2 separate regions of the Homo sapiens genome follow, and region 2 is linked to region 1. Evidence: chromatin loops called from intact Hi-C (ENCODE). Cell type or tissue: gastrocnemius medialis. All regions are shown on one strand. Each heading gives the region's core, and the rest is flanking DNA. Links, peaks and the distances in the headings are about the cores only.

Region 1 (13,058 bases), core at 3,082-11,081:
CCTTCCCTCCTTCCTACTTTTTCTTCCTGATTCTATGTACCTATGTATATTTATTCATCTATCCATCTACCTATTTATTTATCCAATCGTTTTTGAATTTTTATACTGGGTACTAGGGAGTCAATGCAACAAGGAAGGATGGCATTCTTCCTGCTGTGTAGCAGATTGCATTTACCAAAGATGACTGCAAAAATATTTCCCATCCCACATACGCTTTGCAATGTGGTCTTGCCACTCTCGCATCAAGGGAGGTGTCTGTGGCCTTCTCTTGGAAACTGAGCCTGCCTTAGTGACTCGTTTATGACTAGTAGAAGGCAGCTGAAGTCATGTGATGCTGTGTGACTTCCTCAGATTAGAAGAAGCCGTGAAGCCCACTTTGTGGGCTGTAAGAAGTTTGAGTACCTGAGACTGCCATGCTGGGGAGGTCACATGTACGTGCTCTGGTCACCTGGGCTCCTGGCTGACAGCAATGACTTCCAGGCCAGTAAGTGCGCCATCTTGGAAGTCGTGCCTTCAGATGACCACTGTCTGGCTGACATCTGACTGCAGCTGTGTAGGAGATCCAAGTGCCTAGGTGAGCCTTTCGCAAATCTCTGCCACACAAAATCATGAGCAAAATACAATGGTTGTTTTAAACCATTGAGCATGGGGGTCATTTGCTACACAGCAATAGGTGACTGGACTGTGCTCTCAAAGAACGTATGGTCCACGTGGGAAGATAGATATTAAACTCTCCCACATAAAATTGTACTAGAAATCATAGCAACATTGAAGAGCTCTGTAGAACTAGGAGAGTGCATTGGTCCAGAGAGGTTGGGGAGCGTTCCCTGAGGAAAGGGGTGATGATTGAGATCTGAAGGAAAAACAGGAATTTCACAGGAGGTGAGAGGAAGAGTATTCTGGCACGAGCAAAGGTCCTGGGGCAGGAAGGAGATGCTGAAAGAAGGCCAGAGAAGTTGCAGAGTGGGGAACAAGGAGAGGCCAGAGAGAGACATGGGGCCCAGACCCTGCAGGGTCACGCTTGCATGCCATGCTGAGGATCTGGGCATTTGTAAGAAGAGCAATGGAAGCAGTAGTTGTGGGTGTCAGGGGCTCTGGTTAATGAGCCTGGGAGCACTCGCCTGGAAATGGCACTCGAAGGGGAAACGGTGTAGGTGAAAACCAATACCCAATAGGACCAAGGTTCTGGCGGGGGCAGCTTTCCTGCTGAGGGTCCCAGCGCCTTGCTTTCCTAGGAAAGGCTACAACTTCAAATTGAATTGCACGACCTTGGGTGGGTCATTTCACCTCTCCGGGAACTGGACTTGTATGGATGATTTATAGGTCCTTTCAAATCCCATGAATCAAAGAATCAATCCTCAATGACTTTCCCATCACGAACAAAGCACTCGCTAAAACTTACATAAATAGATTAAATGGGCCAATGACATGAGATTAGATTTAATATGAATCGTTATCATAATGTGCTGTCTACAGAGCTGTGTCTTTTCCCCCTAATGCCAGCCTTATTTTAATGGCAACACTGGGTTAGGAAAGGCAGCCACTGAGCAAATGTCCCCTGGCTCCCTGGGGAAAGTCTGCCTGTGTCAAACTGTAGCGGAGAAATAAATGTTACACACGTGACCATGGCCTGGACATGGAGCTAAGTCCCTGCCTGGCACGCACTCATCCCCAGATGCAGACAGTGCCTCGTCAGCAAAGCTGACTCACCAGGAAAGGGATGCACTCCAGACACCAGTCTCCAGCATTCCCTTAAGACATGAACTCCGCACGATTGAAAATGCAGAAACCAATGATGCTCACAGGTTTGGGGTCATTTACTCTCCCTGGGACCTTGGACCAGTTATTTTACCTCTCCAAGCAGAACTTTCCTTTAAACTGAAGATTAAAATAGTCACTTACCTACCTTCAAGGTGTGATGCAGAGATGAAACGAGGTAATTCCTGTAAGTTGGGCATATCATATTCACCTGGCACCTAGTATGCGCTGAATAAATGTTGACTATTATTATTCCAGTCAATTCTTCAGTGCTGTTCTTGAATAATTGAAACTACACACAGTTAAGATGACAAATGTCAAACCCAGAAATACCAAGGGCCTGCTCTATGAATTTATGCTCAAATTGACTGTTTAGAAAACAGAGAGTAGGTTCGGCTCGTCTCGGTAATCCCTTTTGCTGTTCGTATACCTTCCCTAGTTAAAAATAAAAACCAAAACAAAATCGCAAGTAATGTGAAGGAGGGGTGCTCCAGCCCAGTGGATCCAAATGGTATTTGAAGTCACTCGGAATAACCGGCAGGGCCCCGTTCCTGTTCTGGGATGCATGCTTTGGGCTTGCTATTGAGTGGGCACACAGGCGTGCACACACACACACACACACTCATTGCTGAAAATGTGCCCAGAAAATTAATTCTCGTTTCCTTGATACAGTCCTGTTCTGCTTTCCAAGACGAAAAACACATCACCTCCCACAGCAGCCGCCTCACTCCCATCTGATGAGGGCAAGAGGCAAGGCAGGGAGGAAGCAGAAAGGAGGGACGGAGATGGCAAAGAGTTCTCAGTTCTCCACCTGCGCTCCCGAGCCCCTCTCCGGCCAGGGCTGGGGACTGTGTGCCTTCAACGCAGGCAAAATAAAATGGTTGCATCTTGGATCCATCTAGACAGTAAATTTTTTGAGTCCTTATAAGCTAAAATCAATATTGGCACAACTGTGTGTCATTAAAAACTAAATGAACATGACAAAGCCCAACTGCTGCCTATTAAACAAATGAGTTTTCTCTCCGCACAGGCACAGCGGGTTATTAAATTCTTTATTACAGGAACATCACCATTTGAAGGGGGTAAAAATACGTCTTTATGAGTCATCTGTGTGTGTGTAGCAGCGTGGCCTTCCTGTGCTCGTCCTCAAAGGCGCTCAGGAGCCGCCAACCTTCTCCTCCCCCAGGAAGATGAGGTTTCTCCGAGCTCTCTATCAGCAGAGGTGGAGAGAAAGGGTTCCATGACACCTGGTGTTCACTCACATGTTACGGATCCATCCAATCATTACTTTGTTAATTCATCAATATGTATTTATTGAACGTCTACTATGAGTCAGGCATTCTGCTGGGTCCTGGGATCATCCATTTAAGCCAAGATACTTGGAACTGCATTTCAGAAGAGCCAGTTGCCCGTAGCCTAAATGACAAGGATATTTATTTTCTCCCCTAACAAGCCTGGAGTCAAGGTGGTTCCAGAGCTGATGTAATGATCCAGTGATTTTATCATAGACTCAGATTCTTTCATCTTTATAAAGCTCTGCCGTTCTCAGTGTGACACTGGTTTCCTCATGGTTGCAAAAGGGTTGCCATTGCTCCAAACATCTTGACTGCACACAGCCATATCCAATGGCCATTCCGTCCCCACATTTCATTGTATCTGGTAGTAAAATCTATTACAGAAGCCCTGAAAAGTTTCTCCTCACATGCCAGTGGCCCAAGGTGGTGCATATGCTCTGTGTCTCCCTCATCGTAAGGGAAGCTGGAAATGTGTTGTTCATAGGCTCCTTCTACCTCTCGACAAAGCTTTCTTTTTCTATTTTCTGGGCATTTGTGATTCTCTTGGATCCTCACCTCCAGTGCCCCCAAACCTGCTTGCTGTCTCTTGGCATTCCCCCAGTTCCTGGCAGTGCTGGTGTTCAGGCTACTTCCCCAGATCTCCTTTCACCCTCCTCTCCACCTCTCTCTGTGCTCCAAGGGGCTGATTTTCTTTCTTTCTTTCTTTTTGGAAATGGAGTCTCGCTCTGTCACCCAGGATGGAGTGGTGCCATCTCAGCTCACCACAACCTCCACCTCCCAGGTTCAAGCGATTCTCCTGCCTCAGCCTCCCGAGTGGCTGGGGTTATAGGTGCCCGCCACCACGCTGGCTAATTTTTTTGTATTTTTAGTATAGATGGGGTTTCATCATGTTGGTCAGCTGGTCTCGAACTCCTGACCTCAGGTAATCCACCCACGTTGGCCTCCCAAAGTGCTGGGATTACAGGCGTGAGCCACCACGCCTGGCCAGCTGACTTTCATAGAGATGTTCAAGGGGCTGCTTTGCCTTCTGGTTTCAGTTGGGGTAGACCAGTGGAAGGCATGACTGGAGATCAGAAAGCAAGAGGAGAGGGAACTGGAGTCATGGTTTCCCTAGGTCCCTCCTTGCAGGTACTGGGGTTGTCCACGCCTTTCTGCCTAAGCTGTCCTCTTATGCATCTGCTCTCGCCAATATTCTGGTACCTGCTCCCATCCATTACTGTTCATACCTGGAACCCTGGGTTGCTACACCATTCCTGGAGGGCTTCCCCTGCATTCAGCTCTCCCCACCCACCTATCTGAGCCTGCCCTCTGCTTCTCACCAGCACTGGCTGCTAGCCCAGCCCATGCCTTTCACCAGGTTCTCTGCCTGTCTCCTCAGACTGAAACATCATCTGACTTGCTATTTCGTTCTCAACTCTAGCTTTGCTCCTGGAAAAGTGTCCTTTTGGTCCCCATCAGTTCTGTGCTATGTAGCCATGGGCAAGCCCTTTCCCTCTGCTGTGCACTCCACCATTGTTCCAGATCCCAGCCCAGGTACATGTCCTGGCTCCCACTTGCCCAGATGAGCATATACTGACCTGATACTAACTGGAGACTCTTCTGTCTTTAGAGGATGGAGGAGGGAACCGAAAGAGTGGAGGAAGAAAAATACAAAGAAGTGCAAAGATGGGAGATGGATGGGACTCTCTCTGAATAGCCCCAACTTCCCTCTGGAGAAAATGGACAGTACCAGTGTCCTGGTCAGCCTTGGTACCCACTGGGTTTTCTCATTTGCACTGGGAGATGACACATCTTCTCTGCTTCAGCTCAGGATTACTACTTCCCGATCTCAGCCAGGTCCAAGAAGCAGGGATTCAGGACTTAGCATGTTTGCTTCTGTTGTTGCTCCTAATTTTCATAGTAGCCAAGCAGAGTAGACATTATGGTCCCTGTTTTACAGTTGAGGAAACTGAGGCGCAGACATTAAGCATCTTGTCCAAGGTCATGTGTTATTCCTATCAGGACTTGGACCAGAATCCTATCTCCTGACTTCAAATTCCAGGCTGTTTCTCTGATGCTGTAGTTCCTAGTTTCTGCTCTGAACTGACTTGCGTTCTATACGCTGAACCGAGGAGTCTGTTCTACAGGTTAATGGGATAATGACTGTCTTTCCTCAATTTGCAGATAGAATACATTAGTACATATAATTTCTTTGATTATTCTGTTGTTTTCCACATTTTTGTAGAGTCTTTTGGCACTTATCATCCTATCGTCAATACCTGAATCTCATATAAAATGGGATGTGATTTAGCGTGGCATTACACAGGTAACTCCAATACCTCAATAGCTCTCAGTGTGTTCTGCACAGACTAGGATGTACTTGCCCCATGCTTTAGGCCCAGATTCATGATTTGAGAACCACTTTTCCATGATTTTTTCAGTCCAGAAAGGCTAATCTAGACATTTTAAATTCTAGCATGACTAAACAGCAATGACTCCAGAAGTTCTGTGTTCATGCAGACTCCAGATGTGGGTCTGCCCCTGGCCTCCCGGGGGAGAGAACTGGGTTCCATGAGTTATGCCTTCAACAGGCACAGGAGTGGGGACTGTTGACTGCTTGCTGGTAATTTACACACCCTGACCCAGACCTGGCCTCCAGCAGAAGAAAAGAAGCTGATTCCAACCTGTCTTGGTTTTGGCTCTCCTTAGAACATCAAAGGTGTATGAAAGAGGCTGAGCTTGCCTCATCTCCCCCGCCTGTGTTAAGTGGTGATCAAGATGGCATTAGAGATGATCACATCATATTATTTAAACATGATTTTAAATAGCTGTAACAATGGCCAAGCTCCATCTGCAGACCTTGACCGCTGCCCAGCAAAGGGCAGTTGGTTGGCTTACACGATGAGAGCATTGCTGGCACGCAGGCTTGTCCGTCATCCTCGCTTGCTGGAACTCAGCAGCGAGTCTCTCTGAAGGTGACACAGGCTTTGGTGGGTGGGGTGTGGAGCACGGCCGGCTGCACCGCTGGAAGTGGGGCGGAGAGGAGCCTGTTACCCGGGAAGTTTAGGGGCATATGGAAGCAGTGACCCCTTCTGGCCAATGGAGGAATGACATAAATTTGCTAGCAAGGGAAGACAGGCGGAGAGGTGAACGGCCAGGGAGGCCTTGGCGGGGAAGAATGGACTAATGAGAATATCTATTATGACTCGTCTCTTCAGTTATTCCCTAAGTGGCTGTGTCATCCTATGCCAGCCATCAGAGGGAGGCAGAATAAAAGTGTGTGTCCAGGGAGGATGTGAGCATGACCATGAACCCTGGCCACTCTCATCTGGAAAGGGCTAGAAGGGAATGGGGTAGTGAGGACCAGCTGTGGAAGCCTCAGGGACAATGGGACATGCATCTGAGAATCTTGGGAGTGGCCAATGCTCCTGGTACTGGGAGGCTTGGGGTGCCGGAGGTCAGCAGCCACCCCTCCTCGAGCTCTGTCAGCCAGGGATTCCTGGAGATAGTTTCCACCGCCTTTGGAGAGGTGGGCCATCCTGGAGGCTGGTGTGAAACAGAGTCCTCTCCCTGTTCTGTCCTAGAGTCGGACAGAACAGAGTCAGGCTCAGCTCTTCTCAGCTGCTGACCTGCTCTGTGGTCAAAGACGGTAGCCCCTCCCAGCTTGGGTGTGCTCCCCTACAAAGCAAAGCAAAGCAAAGCAAAGCAAAGCAAAGCAAAGCAAAGCAAACAAAGCATGTAGCCCCTCCCAGCTTAGATGTGCTCCCTGCAAAGCGGGCAGGGTATAGGGCTTTATGGAGAAGACCCGTTGATATCATGGTTTCCAAAGGGCCTGACAGTAGGTGCTCATTACGACTCCCTTGCTAGCCCTGTAGGCCGGTCATTTCAGACTGCTCCGCAAGCCCCCCATGCCTCCCCGCCTTTGCACACACCATTCCTTCTTCTTGGACAACCTCTCCTTTCCTGGCCCATCTGGTCTACCTGGTCTACTCGGGCACATTCAACTTGTTCTTCAGGGCTTGGTTCAAGGCCTTCCTGGACTGCTGCCCTGATCGCCATGCAGAGTTAACCACTTCCTCATCTATGCGCCTCTAACACTGTAGCTATACCAAGCGCACTGTGGTACTTACTTATTTGCATAATAACATCATTACATTCTAAAAATGACAGCAGCTATGAATTGTTGGGCACTTTCTGTCTGCCAGGCACTGAATGGTGAGCGTGCTGTGGATGATCTCATTTCAGCCTCACAGTAGTCAGTGAAGGAGGTGCAATTGTTAACCTGTTTAAGGATATACTAAAAGGAGGTCTTGGAGAGGATAGGTCACTCACCCAGCCTCACACAGCTGCAGTGGTCCTCCACAAAAGGGCTTGATTTGGGGCATTTGCCAATTTCCATGGTGTAAATATTCCAAGGATGATAATTTTAAACTAATGATGCTTTGATGATGGGCTTGTAGTATTCCTGAAAATTTAGCCATAGGCTCCCATGAGCTGGTACAAACTGGCATGAACTGGTTGCAATGTGTCACTGCGACAGCTCTCTGTATCTCAGGAGCAGGGACTAGGTTTTAATAACTCATGACCCCGAGTGCCCTGCACAGTGACTGGAGCTTAGTAGCTGCTAAATTAATGTTGGTGACATGAGATGGATTTCAGAGCATAGAGGGCAGGGGCAGAGGCTGCCTGGATGGCGCACCCCAACAGGACACTGCCTTTCTCCTCCTCTGAGTGGATGTTGTCTGACAGACTCACATTTCAAACTGAGCGCAGGTGCAGTGGGCTGTCAGGGGCAGCAGAGGCCTCTGGGCTGGGAACAGATGTCACATCTGGGCATCTGACAGGAGAAGCTTGTGGAGAAACCAGGAGAGGTTCAGCCTCCAGCCTCAGGTCCTGGCTCCCGCCAGCCTTCCAGGGCTCGATTCTCCCGGGACAAGTAGAGGGGCTGCTGCATGCCAAGCTGTCATCCTGGTCAGGCCAGGTCAAAACCGAGGCAGGGTCCTCTTTGAATGTATGTGTTTGTGTGTGCGTGCACATGTGGGGGCCGGAGGAGCTGAGGATCACATGGGAAAACCGTGTGTGTTTATGTGTGAGAGAGAGAGTGTGTGTGTGAGTGTGTGTGTGTGTAAATGAGAAACTTTTATCCCCACAAAAATAAGGATGTGAGATTTTATTTTATCCAGCTGATGCCAGAACAAGGCACTCATAGTTAGCCACAGAGGCACTAACTAGAGTGTTAATGCATGCCTGAACAGGGCAAGAACCGGGAAGGGAGTGCCAGGAGAAGAGACTTCCAGAGATCACTCAGGTCCCCGTGATGGGCAGCCTGTGCACAAGGGGTCTGGAGCAGTGAGAAGATGAACCTGCCAAGGCCCAGAACCATTCCTGGAGCCAGGTGAGAAATGCCTGGGTCAGTGAGTGTCAGCGTTGGCTGCAACAGCGATTCTAAAACTCGAGTTCTCATCAGTGTCAGCAAGGGCAACGTGCACAGTCTCACAGGTCCCACCCAAACACAGAAAGACCCGCACTCAGAAAGACCCCCACACTCAGAAAGACCCCCACACTCAGAAAGGCCCTCACACTCAGAAAGACCCCCACACTCAGACATACCCTCAAACTCAGAAAGACCCTCATACTCAGAAAGACCCCCACACTCAGATCCCGCACTCAGAAAGACCCCCACACTCAGAAAGATCCCCACACTCAGAAAGACCCCCGCACTCAGAAAGACCCCCCACTCAGAAAGACCCTCACACTCAGAGAGACCCCCATACTCAGAAAGAACCCCACACTCAGATCCCACACTCAGAAAGACGCCTGCACTCAGAAAGACCCCGCACTCAGAAGGGTTTAGTAGTCTGCTGTTGCCATCCTGAGATTCTTAATATTTTTTGAATAAGGGGCTCCACATTTTCATTTTGCCCTGATCCCCACAAAGGACATAGCTGGCCCTCCCTGAGGTACCTGTAAAAACCCACGTTGCTGGGTACCTGCCAAGAATTTCTGATTCAGAGAATCCTCGGAGCCAGAGGAATGGGGTAGCGCCGGGGGATCCCAGCAGAGGGAAGGCTTGTCCAGACGAGCTCTGTGGCCGGGTCACAGCTGCTGCTGCTTCCGAGTCAGAAGTCAAGAGGGTGCAAGGGGGCCAGCTCAGCTCAAACCTTTATTTCTCAAAGGGTCAGAAAGCCCAAAGGCCAGCGCTGGCTTTCAATGCACGGGAAGGAATTGAGGGTGAAGGTGTGAGAATGGACATACACAACCCAAAAGATCAGATCTCAGAAGGAGTAGGCAAATCTGGGGTGGAAAACGGAGTCTGAAATTGGCTGCTGGGAGGGCATGGTGGCTCACGACTGTAATCTCAGTGCTTTGGGAAACGGAGGAGGGAGGATTGCTTGAGTCCAGGAGTTCGAGGCTGCAGCGAACTATGATGGCAGCGAACTGAGTCACATGAAGCAACGTACCTGTACCTGCCCCATTCGTTCAGGAGCAAGTTGTTCAATGAGGGCTACTTGCACTCTAGAGAAAGGTTAACGTGCTGTCTGTTGGATGCACTGGGCCAGCAGAATGGTGAGTGGAAGGTTTTAAGCTCCCAGGACATAAGATGGTGGAAGTCTGAGGTATCCCACAGCCCTAATGGTAGGCTGGAGTTTTCTGCCTTGAGGAGGTTGTGGGACTATTTTTAGCACGTTTTCCACTACAAAATGAGTTCTCACTGACCTGTGTTGGAGGCTGAATCCCACTATTTAAGAACTGTTTCTTCCATATAAAGGAGAGGGTGCTTAACTGGAGATTACAGACCTCTTGGGAGTCAACGGATGTGCCCCGGAAGGTCCACATGCCCTGCTGAAATTGTTTGTGAAATTTAGTGTGTGCTATAGACACATATTTTTTCCTGGGGAGAGGATCTGTAGCTTTCATCAGATTCTCAAAGGGTTCTGTGACCCCCCTCATGAAAGGATTTATTGAAATGGTTTGTCTAAAAGGGGGATTATTCAGTAAATAGTGTCAGAATAACTGGCCAACCCTTTGAAAAAAAATAATAAAGCAGTATCCTTACCTAACTCCTTATACCCAAATATATCCCCGATGGGTCAAGGATTAACATACTAAAGAAAAAAATGAAGCAATAAAAGTTACGGAAGACATTTGGGTAAATATATTTACAATGTTGGAGTTGGAAACCAGTTTCCAAAGTGGGAAACGAAAACCAGGAGCCACACAGGAAAAGACTGATCAATCTAGTTCAGAAAAACGAAAGCATCAGTGTGGGTAAAATCAAGACAAAAGACTATTGAGGTCGAAAGACAAGGAGTAAATGGGAAGTCATATTTGTAGCACCAATCACAGACAAGAAGCCAATTTATTAACTTATGATGCATTTAGATAACGCATAAGAAAAAAATTAAAATAACTAAATATAAAGACATACCTACAATGTGGGTAAGCAGTCAACACTGAAAGAAAGACAGCCAACAAAAAGATTAAAGAAATGCAAATGGATACCAACAATTGGATTATCATTTTTTTAACCTCACAGATTGACCAAAATTTATATTGATGGTGTTTTATTATATGGATGTTTTATATTTTATTTCATCTTGTGTTTGCTATTTGGATTGCATCTGGTTCTCAGGTATTAGAAACAATGTTGTCAAGAACAATTTTGTAGTTACATCCATCATTATTTACTTCAATGCCTGAAGCATCACCAACATTTAGCGTCATGTAGCTGATCTTGTCCCTTCCAAAGGGATCAGAGCATACAGGCTGGAGCCAGGGTCATAGCACAGAGTTGTAGCCCTCCTGGGAATGGTAGCCCTGGATGTCGAGATGGAAAATGTGGTAAATTATATTCAATAAGTGTCCATTATGTGCAAATTGTGTGCTGGGTACTTTTGAACAATTTTATTTTATTTAAGACAGAGTCTCACTTTGTCACCCAGGGCGGAGTGCAGTGGCATGATCTCAGCTCACTGCAACCTCCGCCTCCCAGGTTCAAGCGATTCTCATGCCTCAGCTGGAATTACAGGCATGTGCCACCACGCCCGGCTAATTTTTTTGTATTTTTAGTAGAGACACGGTTTCACCATGTTGGCCAAGCTGATCTCGAACTCCTGATCTCAAGTGATCTGACTGCCTCCGCCTCCCAGAGTGCTGGGATTACAGGAGTGAGCCACTGCGCCTGGCCTGGTACTTTTGAATATATTAGCCATCTCACTTCACAACAAGAAGAAATCAAGCCAGCATTTCCCCCCATTGTACAGATGCAAAAACAAGATCAGAAAGGTTTAGTAATTTCCCCAGATTGCACAGTGAGGTAAGATGCAGATCCCTCCGGCCGAAAGCCCGTGTTCTTCTCGCCTTGCCAGCTGTCTGTTGAGAGCAGCAGCAGGTAATTGGTGGTGTACTTCTGGAGGGTGGGGAGACCAGGAGGGAAGAAAGCCACTGCCAGGGAGGCGGAAGGACCCCCAAAGACAATTTTGTCTCTATTTACAATTTTCCCAAAGGTTGACCCTGCCCCTGGGTGCCCTGATGTGTTTTCTTCAAGGGAACATTCTGCGTGGGAGGCTCAGAGGTTGTCTCTGTGAGTTCGTACAAGGAATGGATGATAAATAGCAATGGGCCTTGTTCTGCCTCCCTGCGCCTCGTGACTCTTTAGGTGCATTTAAATGGGCCACCCGGGTTGACTCTAAGCTGTCATTGCCCACGTGTGCATGCAAGCTTTCACAGAGCTCAGCAACGGAAAAGACATTTCTCCATTCCCTCTGGTCCCAGGCAATTCAAAACCTTTCTCATCTAATTGCTCTTCTTAACCCTTCTAATTGCTGTTACGTTGCTGTTCTTCCCCCGCTAAGCCAGCTGACTCGTCTTCCCTACCTTCATACTCCATCAGACCACTCCCCACACCAGGTCACCCAATTAAGTAACCATGTTCAGGTGAAAGTCTTCACAAACCAAGAGCAGGTACCGTGTTACCTTTTAAATAAATTCTAAAGACCCAACACTGTCAGAAGGAGTTTGGGGGCTCAGAGTTGATTTTCTAAGAGGAACCTCTACTCTAAACCATACCATGTCTCCAGAGCTGTAGCCAGAGGAGATGAACTGTGACTCTGGGGAAGCGGAACTATGAACCAGTGGAAGCAGAGAGAGGAACCGTCTGGTCCTGTTAGTGGCAGATACAAAGTTTCCTTACTCTGCTATTACTCAAAGGTGGTTACCAGTTAAGATTATCCCCCCAATAGTTGGCTATTCCTTTTCTTTTCTTTTCTTTTCTTTTCTTTTCTTTTCTTTTGAGACAGAGTTTCACTATGTTGGCCAGGCTGGTCTCGAACTCCTGGCCTTAAGTGATCTGCCCACCTCAGCTTCCCAAAGTGCTGGGATTACAGGCATGAGCCACTGCGCCCGGCCCTATTTTTTTGTATTTTTAGTAGAGACGGGGCTTCACCATGTTGTCCAGGCTGGTCTCAAACTCCTGACCTCAAGTGATCCGACCACCTTGGCCTCCCAAAATGCTAGGATTACAGGCGTGAGCCACCACGCCTGGCTCATAGTTGGCTATTTCTAAAGACATGAAAACACAGTGAGAGACAGTGTAGAAAGTATCAAATGACTTTTTAAAGTGTACAGATTCTTTGACCGCCTGCACAATTTTACTCCTACGAATTTATCTTAAGGAAAGACTCCGATTTGTACAAAGATCTATGTACAATATGTTCTTCTCAGAATCTTCTATGCTATCGGAGAAACGGAAACCAACTAATTATTCAATAAAAGGGACTGACCAAGAAAATGAATGTGGCTATTAAAAACCGTGCTGTAAGAAAGATAGTGACGTGGCAGAATGGTCATAATGGACTAGTATCAGGGGAGGGGGGCATGAATGATAGGGAAAGCAGGCTAGAAAATAGTATGTACAATGGTACGTGTGTTTATAAAGAAAAAGGACTGGGAGGAGAGGGAAAGAAGGCTAGAAATCTCTGCAGCAAAAATGTTAAAGAGGTTTCCTCCAGGGTAGAGAATTATGAG
Region 2 (10,923 bases), core at 376-8,375, 110 kb before region 1:
GCTTAAAAACCTCATGCTGATCCCAGGCTTCCGGACTTCATCTGTCAATAACGATGAATGCAGGGAACTGCAGCCTGTCTACCAGTAGCCCTTGCACCACAGAAAAAGGAAGGTAAATCCACAACTGGAAGAAAGCATCATGGGCTGCAGGCCACAGCCATGCCTCCGTGGGCCTGGCACTGTACACTTCTTGGAAAGATCTAGGCCTCTCGGCCCCCATCATGCCGAAATTAGAGGCTGGCTCCGTGTGGCTGCATTGCACCTGCCAGCAGGGTTACACCTGTATGATCAGAAATGTGTAAGAGCAGATTTTACTGGACTAATAAAAATTAAAATGACCAAAATGGAGTCAGAACCCAGCCAAAGAGGGAGTGTGGGAGGGAAAGAGTCTCCAGCTTTTTATTTTTTAAGCAGGCCAACCACATGGAGGTGGGGACGACTTCTTCCCCATGCCCCCGGCAGCACCTCCAGCCATCTGTCCCCACCACCTCCTGGCCTGGTTAGCTGGCTTCCAGAAATGTGACTGTCTGGAGTCTAACCGGGGCACACCAGGAGCTGTCACCCTGAGTCAAGCCTGGGGCATGAAGACAGGAAGAGAGGGCCGGGGAAGCGCGAGGACAGGGACCTTGGTGGCTGGCTGAGGATGCTCAGATGACGGGAAGACGGAACAGTCAGGCACACCCTGGCGGCTCCCCATTTCCGGAAGGAGGACAGGAACGGAGGTCCAGGGAGAGCCTATTGTAACCACCGTGCGTGACACCAAGAGCTTTGGGGAATCTACGGAATCAAAGAGTCACAGACACATGGCCTGGCCACATGCCCGTCTCCCAAGCATATTTCAGGGTTTAACCTCAGCTCACCCCGGTAATGCTGTGTTTGCAGCGCATGGGGGTGTCCGTAGCTCGCCGGTGTCACAGGATCACCCCAGAGTGGTGTGGGACGTACACTTGGAGTTCAGCCGGTCCAGCCAGCTCATTCCCCATTCGAGGCCCAGGGAGGGTTGGGTGGGGGGGATTGTTTCTAAGCTTACCGCGCAAATGCCGTCCCTCCTCCTCCTCCCCACCCCAGCTCCTGCTGCAGGTCTTCCCTCGACAGGCTGGGTACCCCACCCCACCCTCTGCCTACGTCTGTGCCACTGGGGGGCTGTGTTCAGTGTGGATGTGGGGCTCTGTGGTCCTTCTGTCATCCCTGGATCCAGAGTTACTCCTGGGGGCCCAGACACCTCTGTAATTCAAGTTGCTGGGCTACTGTGAGGCCCAAAACGTTTGTGGGGAGCAGAGAATGAAGGAGCCTCAGCACCCACTCCCTATCCTGGCCACAAGAGCATCCTTCCTCCTCATTGTGCAGGAAACCCCCACCCAAAGGAACAGAGATGGGGTGTGGGGGGCTTCCCCCAGAGACCATGAGGCATGCGCTCTGGGCCCTGGGGTAACCTGGACAACATTTGCCTCTAAGGGACCAGGAGTGGCCCAGGACAATAGACCCAGAGGCAGAACACCTAGCTTGGAAGGGCCAGAGCCCCCCAGGGAAGGAGCAGATGGTACCTCAAGCTGAACCCCTTCTCTGCAGTGCCCCCCCAAAGTGTGCCACTCACATGTTTACTGATCAGATTTGGGGTTTCTGACATGCAGTAATCGGATCACGGAAGGTGTTAACTGGATTAGGCAGAAGGCTTCCAGGAGACACCAGCTGAAAGTGGCTATTAAATAACACAGGGGCCTGGGCGGCAGGGCTGAGGGGACCCTGCTTCCTCAGCCCTCTTCTTCTTTTGTCCCTGGCTCCTCACTTACCCTCCTTGGCCATATCTCACTGTCCGTCCTTCTTTGAGCACTGGCCATGTGGCCGAGTCTGTGTTGGACAATTTGGTTGCATTATCTCCTTTAATCCCCACAGGGAATTTACAAGGTAGGTTTCAACCTCCCCATGTAACAGAAGGGAAAACAGAGGCTTGGAGGTTAAGAAAATGGCCCCACAACCCACAGCAATAAATATGTCTGGAATTCCAATCCAGCTTTATCTAATATCGTTTCCAACTCAAAAACTGTTTCCCCAAACCTGGTCATGTCAGGCCTCCCAACGTCTGGGAGCCAGCAGGTGGTTCACTCTGGCCAGCCTCTGAGGCTGAGTGTTGGACAGCGGGAAGGCGGCATTGATGGGGATTCGTGGGCTGTAGGGGAAGGTCAGCCACTGGACAGCTCCCTCGACCCTTGACCCCCTCAGGCTGGGGTGCTGGCCTTCCCCCGGGCAGCAGCTGAGGGCCTGAGTCTCATGTCCTCAGACTGCTCCAGATCAGATGGTCTCAAGCCCTTCTCCTGAGTATAAAGATGCCCTTCCCTCCCCCAGTGCTGCTCCCTAAGACCCTAGAGGCAAGAACTTGGTTGCTCCCCTGGAAAGTGTTGGTGGTGGGGATGAGGAGATGGGAAGAGAGGGAGGGGGAGAGAGAGAGAGAGAATATATTAGATATCACAGAAGCAAGCTGGAGTCCCAGCAATGTGCTTGCTCCTGCAAGACTCCCTGCCTGCCTCATGATGGGACAATGAACACACACACACACAACACATACAAATACACACAGAACACACAGAAATACACCCATAGCACACATATGCACACATACATGTAATACATAGCACACATATGCACACAAATACATGCACAAATACAAATACATGCAGCACAGATGCACACAAATACACTTAGCACATATGCACACACACAAATATACAGCACATATCCACACACAAATACACACAGCACACAGACACACATACAAATGCACACATAGCACACACATGCACACATGCAAATACACACAGCACATACATAGCACACACCTGCACATATACAAATACACACAGCACACACCTGCACACAGCACACGTGCACACACACATACAACAGGCCTCACTACCTGCCTGCTTCACTCCCCCAGCCCTTGTCACCCTCTGCTCTGTGGATCACCTCCTCAATCAGAACGCCATCACCACGAGAAAAGACTTCGGCCTGTTTCTGTTGTTTCTACCTCTGTACCCACAGCTCCTAGCACGGTGCCTGAAATAAGTGGGCATTGGGTGGGCACTTGCTGAATAAGTGAAGCCATGAGCCACAGAAGGGGTGTCAGTGAGAATTCGAGTGTGGGTGAAGGTGAGGAGGAGGAGGAGGAGGAGGGAGGAAAGGGAGGTCTGAGAGATGGGGAGAGGCAGGCCTGGGGGAGAGCGTGGCCCTGTGTCGGAGAGACAGAGAAATAGAGTCGGGGTGGCCACAGGTAATGAATGCCGTTTGTGGTGAGACTCTCTTGCCCTATGGCTCCAGATTGAGGGGGTGTCCCAAGGATGTCTGGGCACAATATTGGTGTGTGCCAGGGCCTGGGAAGGAGGCCCTTGTGCTTCCAAGAGATCCCACACAGCACCAGCCTCCCACACAGCCATGAGTCTGGGCCCTGGAGGGGACCCAGCCTCGGGTCATCAGAGGAAACGCTGTCTCCTCCTCGCTTGGACTGGCCAGTGGCACAGGCTCCCTCCTAGGGAGGTATGGAGTCACCAGAAAGGCAGCCTGGGGCCCAGGCCAGGCCCAGATGGCCCCAGCTGTTCACCACAGCCCCAGGGCAGGCAGGAAGCTGGGGTGCGGGGAGTAGCCGCTGACCCACTGGGAACCAGCATGCAGTTTGGAGGGGGGCCTGGTGGGGGCAGTGTCAGTTCAAGGCTGGCATCCACTCCTCACCGGCAGGCCCTGGCAAGGGCCTATCCTCCCTAGAAGGCTTGGAGGCAGCCAGGGGGGCTGAGAGGGGCCAGGGGAGCTGGGAGGACAGGCTCCATCCTGTGGGGCTCCCTGCTGCCTAGAAGCAGCCATCAAGCAGCCCGAGAGTGTGGCAGACATGGCTTAGGCGGCCTGATGGAGAAGCCCTTGACACATAGGATTGCAGAAGTCAGAGGTCTTGGCCTTAGGGGGATACAGTGAGGCCTCGGCACTCCCAGTCTTATGTCCCAGGCAGACGGCCCTCACCTACCCCCTGTGCCTGCCCCAACACGTTTGGGCTGTCCTGGGCAGGGATGCACACACAGGGAGTCCCAGCTGCAGGTGGTGGTAGCCTGGAGACCTGGGTCCTGGGCAGCTTTGGGACAGAGCCACTGGGCAATCTGGGGCGGCAGGGGTAGTGGAGAGGGACCCGCAGGGTGAGTGGGGAGGCAGTGGCGACCTCTATGAGAGAAGGCAGCCTGGCATATGGGGCAGTGATCAGGGCAAGGTGTCAACACACCTGGGTCCCCACTCCAACTGGGGACCTGGAGGAAGCCTCCTCCCCTCCCTGGAGAGGGGCATGACACGGTATGAACATTGGCCGGAGCTCCAGTCAACCTCTGCGACCCTCAGTTTCCTCATCTGCATAATGGGTTTGTGTGAATGTACGAAAACTCCTATCAGTGCATTTTACTTCTCAATATATTTCTGCATATACATATTCTGCATTCTCTCTGGCCTCCCTGTCCCAGCGTCCCAGCCTCTGAAAGGGGGCGCTGGCTCATGATGTATCTGTTTCCCGCAGTGACATGTCCCCGGAACCCACAGCCAACCCCCTTCCCAGTGGTCTCTGATGTTCCCCCCACCCCCAGAAGGGAGATGAGGAGGAGCAGAAACAGGGGACACAGGACAGGGTGGCTGGTTCCAGCCTCCCCGACCCTCCCAGCTCCACTCTGATCTTGTGGCCTCTCCAGCTCTCATCCTCCCTCCATGGCCTCCAGATGACAAGTCCCTGGGGATAGCTCCCTGCCATGGCTGGCGGTGTCTGAGCAAAAGAGGGAGATGAAGCTGGCTTGGAATGGGAGGTGCTAACCTTGTCTTCGGAGTTGCCCGCTTGCTCCCTCCACCCCTAGTCCAGGATGCGCAGGCAGAACCCCGGCCATTTCCATTCTGGGGACTCTGGTCGGGAGTCCGGCGCCCTAGGAATCGTCTCCTCACTTCAGTCTGAACCTGCTCCATGCCCAGGGACCGGGCCAGTGCACCTGGACTCACCTCATCTGAATCATCCCTGTGGGAGTGCCTGTCAAGAGCCAAGATGTTCCCAAGCTCATCTGTCTTTCTCTTGTCCTTTAACACGTATTCTCCTGATGGGTTTTGGATATTTTCATTCTCCTTCACCTCACCGGGGCCTTGAAGGGTGGAGACTCTCCCTGGTGCTGGCTACCCAGCACCCCACTACTGACACAAGACGGGGAGCTGCCCTGGGTGGAAGATGAGAGGATGCAATCAGATTTCTGGAAGCTGGGCACAAGAAACCTGTGACCAAGTCTCAGCCCTGCCAGGTATGACCCTCTGACCATAGGCAAATTATTTAACTTCTGTGATCTCAGTTCTATAAAGCAGGGGCCTCTCCTGTGATACTTTGCTTATAGAACTCTGCGATGTGGACGTATCTGTCTGGAATAGTTCCTGGGCTCGTGGGAGACACACAATCAACAGAACTATGGACATTACCGTCCTGTCTCTCAGGGCTCATGGAACGACAGGCTTCTGCCGATCCTGCCCCCAGCCCACCGCTATCCTTATAAATATGTATTCATAGGAGTTTTCACTGTGTGCTTCTGGACTATTTTCTTTTCTTTTTTTTTTTTTTGAGACAGAGTCTCGCTCTGTCGCCCAGGCTGGAGTGCAGTGGCACGATCTCAGCTCACTGCAAGCTCCGCCTCCCGGGTTCACGCCATTCTCCTGCCTCAGCCTCCCAAGTAGCTGAGACTACAGGCACCCGCCACCACGCCCGGGTAATTTTTTGTATTTTTAGTAGAGATGGGGTTTCACTGTGTCAGCCAGGATGGTTTCGATCTCCTGACCTCGTGATCCGCCCACCTCAGCCTCCCAAAGTGCTGGGATTACAGGCCTGAGCCACCGCGCCTGGCCTATTTCATTTTTATGATACCCCTACAAGGTGAAATATTCCCTTTCTACTTCTACAGATGGGAAGAGTGACGCTCAGAGGGTTTGGGTCACTATTCTGAGGTTACATAGCCAGCTGGTGTCCGAGTTGTTCTCAGGTGCCCCAAACCTAGAACTTTTCCATCCCATCTCCCCAGGGGGAGGGTGCTAGGATCCCGTGCCCCAACCCCAGTTAACAGCCACCCTCCCACCATTCACCACTGCCATGACTTTGGAGCCATCTAAGCATATACAGGTGACAGGAGTAGGCCGGACCCACAGGCAGTTTGCTGGGTTTGGGAGACTCGGTGTGGGGCGTGAGTTCCTAGACGCTAACCCCCTGTCCTCCTGGCTCAGGTCGCTGGGTCATTGGCCGACGGCACCTGTGCGGGCTCATGCAGGGCAGCTCAGATGGCACAGGCCTCCCTGACAGCCAGCTGGCCGAGGCAGCCCCATGCATCAGCCAGTTTTGTTTATTCTCCAGCCTTGTTTATGACTCGATAAAATCCATAACACGGACAGTGCCTGTCTCCCCTGGCTTCCCCTCTGCCCGGCTCTCGTTCCCTGGGGATGCAGCTCTGCTCTTTATAGAAACCACCTGCTAAACTAGGCCCACCTGAAACCCATCACTGTCAGTAAATGACCCTCCAGGAGAGGAAGCTGCCCAGTAAGTGTGAGGCAGCGGGCACGACGTGGATCGCTGGCCTTTTTCTTTACAGAGGTTAAAAATAGTCCCACCGGGAGCAGCCCATCCCCCTCCAGGGACCACCCCTAGCTGTATACCTATGTCCCCTCCAGCAGGGGAAGGTGGGAGAGGCACTGGACAGGTGCTGAGAAGACGTGGTCTGGCCAGGGCCTGGCACCTGTGAGCTCGAAGGCCTCGTGTAAGTCACAGCACCTCTCCTGCTTTCCGTTTCCATTTACACAATAAAATGAATGGATCAGGCACCAAGCGCCGGCTTGCTTCGATTTTTCTTCAAGTAGTGGAACCCTTTCTTTAAGTAAAATTTTAGACAGATCCCCAATAGATGAGAGTGCTGAAGAAAACGGACTTTTCCGGGTAAGGAGCGAGTGGAAAATGTAGCATCCCCCTAGAAAGAGTTACCCCTTTTCTTGTTTTTCCAACTGAAGTCTCCGAGCTTCCAGAAGGCTGAGGCTGGATATTTTTCATTGTTGTGTCCTGTGCAATGGGCCTGGCCCACTGATGTGTCTCTTGTAGTGCTTAGTACATTCGTACAGAAGGAGGAAGGTAGGTAGGTAGGAGGGAGTGAGAAAAGAAAGGAGAGAAGGTGCTGGGCACGGTGGCTCACGCCTGTAATCCCAGCACTTTGGGAGGCCGAAGGGGGTGGATCACTTGAGGTCAGGAGTTCAAGACCAGCCTGGCCAACATGGCGAAACCCCATCTCTACCAAAAATACAAAAATTAGCCTGGCGTGGTGGTGGGCACCTGTAATCCCAGTTACTCCTCAGGAGGCTGAGGCAGGAGAATCACTTGAACCCAGGAGGCGGAGGCTGCAGTGAGCTGAGATAGCGGCACTGCACTCCAGCCTGGATGACAGTGAGGTTCCATCTCAAAAAAAAAAATTAAATTAAATAAATAAAAATAAAGGGGAGAGGGAAAAGAGGAGGAGAGAGGGAGCAAGGAAGGAGGGAGGAAAGGGGGAAGAGGAAAGGATGAAGAAGGAGGGAGGGAGGGGAACACACATTAAGCCAGTTTCTTTTTTCTCTCACTTCAAGCATAGCTCAAAATCCATTCCACCACCCTAAGCCATTCCTCTCCATCCTGAGACTCAGGCTAAAAGCAGAGGCTGTGCCACAGTCCTTGCCAGGCCCAACCTGTTCCCCACTTGCAGGGAGCTCAGCCAGTGGTCTCTGACACAGGGGCCCAGGCTCCTCAGCTGTGATGGGGGGTCCTTCAGTGAAGGTAGGTGCCAAGTCCTGTCTGCCAACACAGTCACTCTGTCTCACACACCTACGGTTATTTGTCAAAGTATGTGACTGCTGTTGTGATTAATACGCTAGACGTCCATTTAAAAGTGATACTGAACCCGTAGCAGCCCCTCGTCACTATGTTTTCTCAAACAGTGGTTGCTAAATAAACAACCACAAGCACATGGAGATCCCTGACTTTCCTGGGGAAAGGGGTCCTTGTGCTGGACAGGAGGGGACCTGGTCCCAGGTGGCCTGAGCCCGGGGCAGACCCTCACCCTTCCCTGGCCATTGCAGCTCCCGCCACTTCCTCGGTCCCATCCAGCAGCACTGGGTTTCCCTCCAGGAGCCCATGGATGGCAGCCGTGTGCTGGGCCAGAGGCCACATCTGGAATTCATTCTCTTCATTAAATTGGTGGCTGTTTCCCAAGCTCTGGCTCTCTTGATCCTCCCAAAGCCCTGTTCGTGCTGCTAACAAGGGCAGTAATTTGTTCATTAAAAACGGGACGCCTTCCCAACAGGCCTCCCTGGCTTCTGCCTCCCCTGGGGGAGGCGGGGTGTGGAGAGGGCGACAGCAATCCTTGGTCCCAGGATCAGAGCTGTCCCACCTAGGGGGACACCCAGGGCTTCTCTGGGGCAGAGCCTCACCTGCTCTGGTCACTCAGCCCCTAGCTCCCCAAGTGACTCCGATGGTGCCAGCAGACAGTGTGGGGAGAGGCCGACAAGAGCCCCTGCCAGCTCCTCTCCTGCTCTGCGACAGGGTGTTGTGGCCATCCAGTCGATGCGGACAACTTGATCTGGCATCAAGTCCCTGTGCAAACCACAGCCCATCAAGAGGCATTTATTGTTGTGAAAACAAACAGTCCCCTCCCCAGTGCCTGGTCCATCCTATCTCCACTCCCCACCGGATACCCTTTCCCTGTCCTTGGAGCAGCTCAGACGGACTAATCCAGAGCTGCTCACTCCTCTGCATTCCAATCTCTGCTCCGGCTGGTCTGGGCCCACCAGGGAACAGGAGGCAGGATACCAGAGTCTGGGGGGCAGGACTCTGTGCACAGAAACCCACCCAAGAGAGGCCTCAGGGCCTTTGGTGCCTTTATGAATGATCTTTTCATTTTATTATTTAAAAAAAAATTTTTTTTTTTTTTTGAGATGGCATCTCACTCTGTTGCCCGGGCTGGAGTGCAGTGGCATGATCTCAGCTCACTGCAACCTCCGCCTCCCAGGTTCAAACAATTCTCCTGTCTCAGCCTCCCGAGTAGCTGGGAATACAGGCATGCACCACCACGCCCAGCTAATTTTTGTATTTTTAGTAAAGACGGGGTTTCACCATATTGGCCAGGCTGGTCTCGAACTCCTGACCTCAGGTGATCCACCCGCCTCGGCCTCCCAAAGTGCTGGGATTACAGGTGTGAGCCACCGCGCCTGGCCTTACGAATGATCTAAGTTTAAGCACATGGACCCTTTGAGGTGGCATGCTGGGTGGAATAGTGTCCCCCCAAATTCATGTCCACCCAGAACCTCACGATGTGGCCTAATTTGGAAAGAAGGTTGTTGCATATGTTCTGAATTACGGTGAACTCTAGTCCAATATGCTGTCCTGTGAAGAGGGAAATTTAGACACAGGTACACGCACAGAGAAAAGACGGGATGAAGCACAGAGACATAGGGATAGGGCCGAGGGACAACGGAGGCAGAGACTGGAGTGAGGCATCTCTCGGCTAAGGCATGTGGAGAATCACCAGTAGCGCCCAGAGCTAGGAGACGGTCCCGGGACAAGCTCTCCTTGGAGTCTCCAGAAGGAACCAACCCTGCCGACGACACCTTGATTTTGGACATCCAGACTCCAGAACTGTTTTTTTTTTTCTTTTTTGAGACAGAGTCCTGCTTTTTCGCCCAGGCTGGAGTGCAGTGGCGCCATTTTGGCTCGTTGCAGCCTCCGCCTCCTGGGTTCAAGTGATTCTCCTGCCTCAGGCTCCCGAGTAGCTGGGATTACAGGCACCCAGCACCATGCCCGGCTAATTTTTGTATCTTTAGTAGAGATGGGATTTTGCCATGTTGGCCAGGCTGGTCTCGAACTCCTCACCTCAGGTGATCCGCCTGCCTTGGCCTCCCAAAGTGCTGGGATTACAGGCGTGAGCCGCCGCGCCCAGCCCAGAACTGTGTTTTAAACAACCCAGTTTGTAGTGCTTCGTTGCGGCAGCCACAGGAAACCAATACAGGTAGGTAGGTGAGTTGGCCACGTTTGGGAAACTGAGGCCCAGAAGTTGGAGTGCTTCACTCCAAGGTCACAAAAACAAGGCAGTGACACAACTGAGGCTGGAGTTGAGATCCCCACTCCCACTCCATGAATCCTCTGTGAGGCCCAGAGACTGAGAAGGAGCCCAGGCCTGCATGCCTCAGCCACTTTGTTAGGAAGAAAGCGAGGGCTGCGAGGCCTGGGCAGAGCAAGGACGGGGAGCCTCTTCCTCCATGGCATCCTCAGCTGCACACACAGACCTGTAACAGGGCCTTGGCAACAGTGCACCATCTCTGACTCAGTATCCAGGATTCTCTCATTCTTAGCAGAGTGCCGGCTGCCTGGCAGACACTAATAAATGAATACATGGATGGAAGAAAAAAAAAGTCTAAGTTCTTTTTTTTTTTTTTAATGAAGTTCCTTTGCAGAATCCTCCTTTTTTGATGCCAGATAGAAATAAAGTTGGATGACATTTTTCCCATTCTCAGTCTCTTAAATCCCAAGAAACCCACACAAGGAAATCTATGTTCGGGTCTGGGCACTGTCCTTAAGTGAGAATGTTGATTTAAAGCAGGGTTTCTCAACCCTGGCGCTATTTTGTTGTTGTTGTTGTTGTTGAGATGGAGTCTCACTGTGTCACTCAGGCTGGAGTGCAGTGGCGTGATCTCGGCTCACTGCAAGCTCCACCTCCCAGGTCCAAGTGATTGTCGTGCCTCAGCTTCCCAAGTAGCTGAAATTACAGGGCCTGCCACCACGCCTGGCTAATTTTTGTATTTTAGTAAAGACAGGGTTTTACCATATTGATCAGGCTGGTCTCAAACTCCTGACCTCAAGTGATCCACCCACCTCAG

What was found. A loop is a pair of places that touch in the nucleus more often than their neighbours do. Peaks named below come from ENCODE experiments on the same cell type or tissue, not always from the same donor. Only the 100,000 strongest peaks of a DNase experiment are listed, where the experiment ranks them.
Region 2: a loop joins it to region 1, with 8 times the contacts of the local background. A loop is called at or near these places in 21 of 110 quality-filtered maps.

What each region holds. Positions count from the first base shown.
Region 1 is chr17:73,704,226-73,717,283 of GRCh38, forward strand. No RefSeq gene overlaps it. Among named protein-coding and RNA genes, the nearest start is that of SDK2, 66 kb to the left of the region's middle. In gastrocnemius medialis, for the core only: a CTCF peak has its summit at 6,119 (motif pointing left); a DNase peak (open chromatin) is centred at 6,074; H3K27me3 peaks cover 2,060 bases.
Region 2 is chr17:73,592,056-73,602,978 of GRCh38, forward strand. The region is part of intron 1 of SDK2 (sidekick cell adhesion molecule 2); the gene reads right to left. Among named protein-coding and RNA genes, the nearest start is that of SDK2, 47 kb to the right of the region's middle. RefSeq lists an enhancer at 3,095-3,640. In gastrocnemius medialis, for the core only: a CTCF peak has its summit at 3,673; no DNase peak of the experiment used is centred there.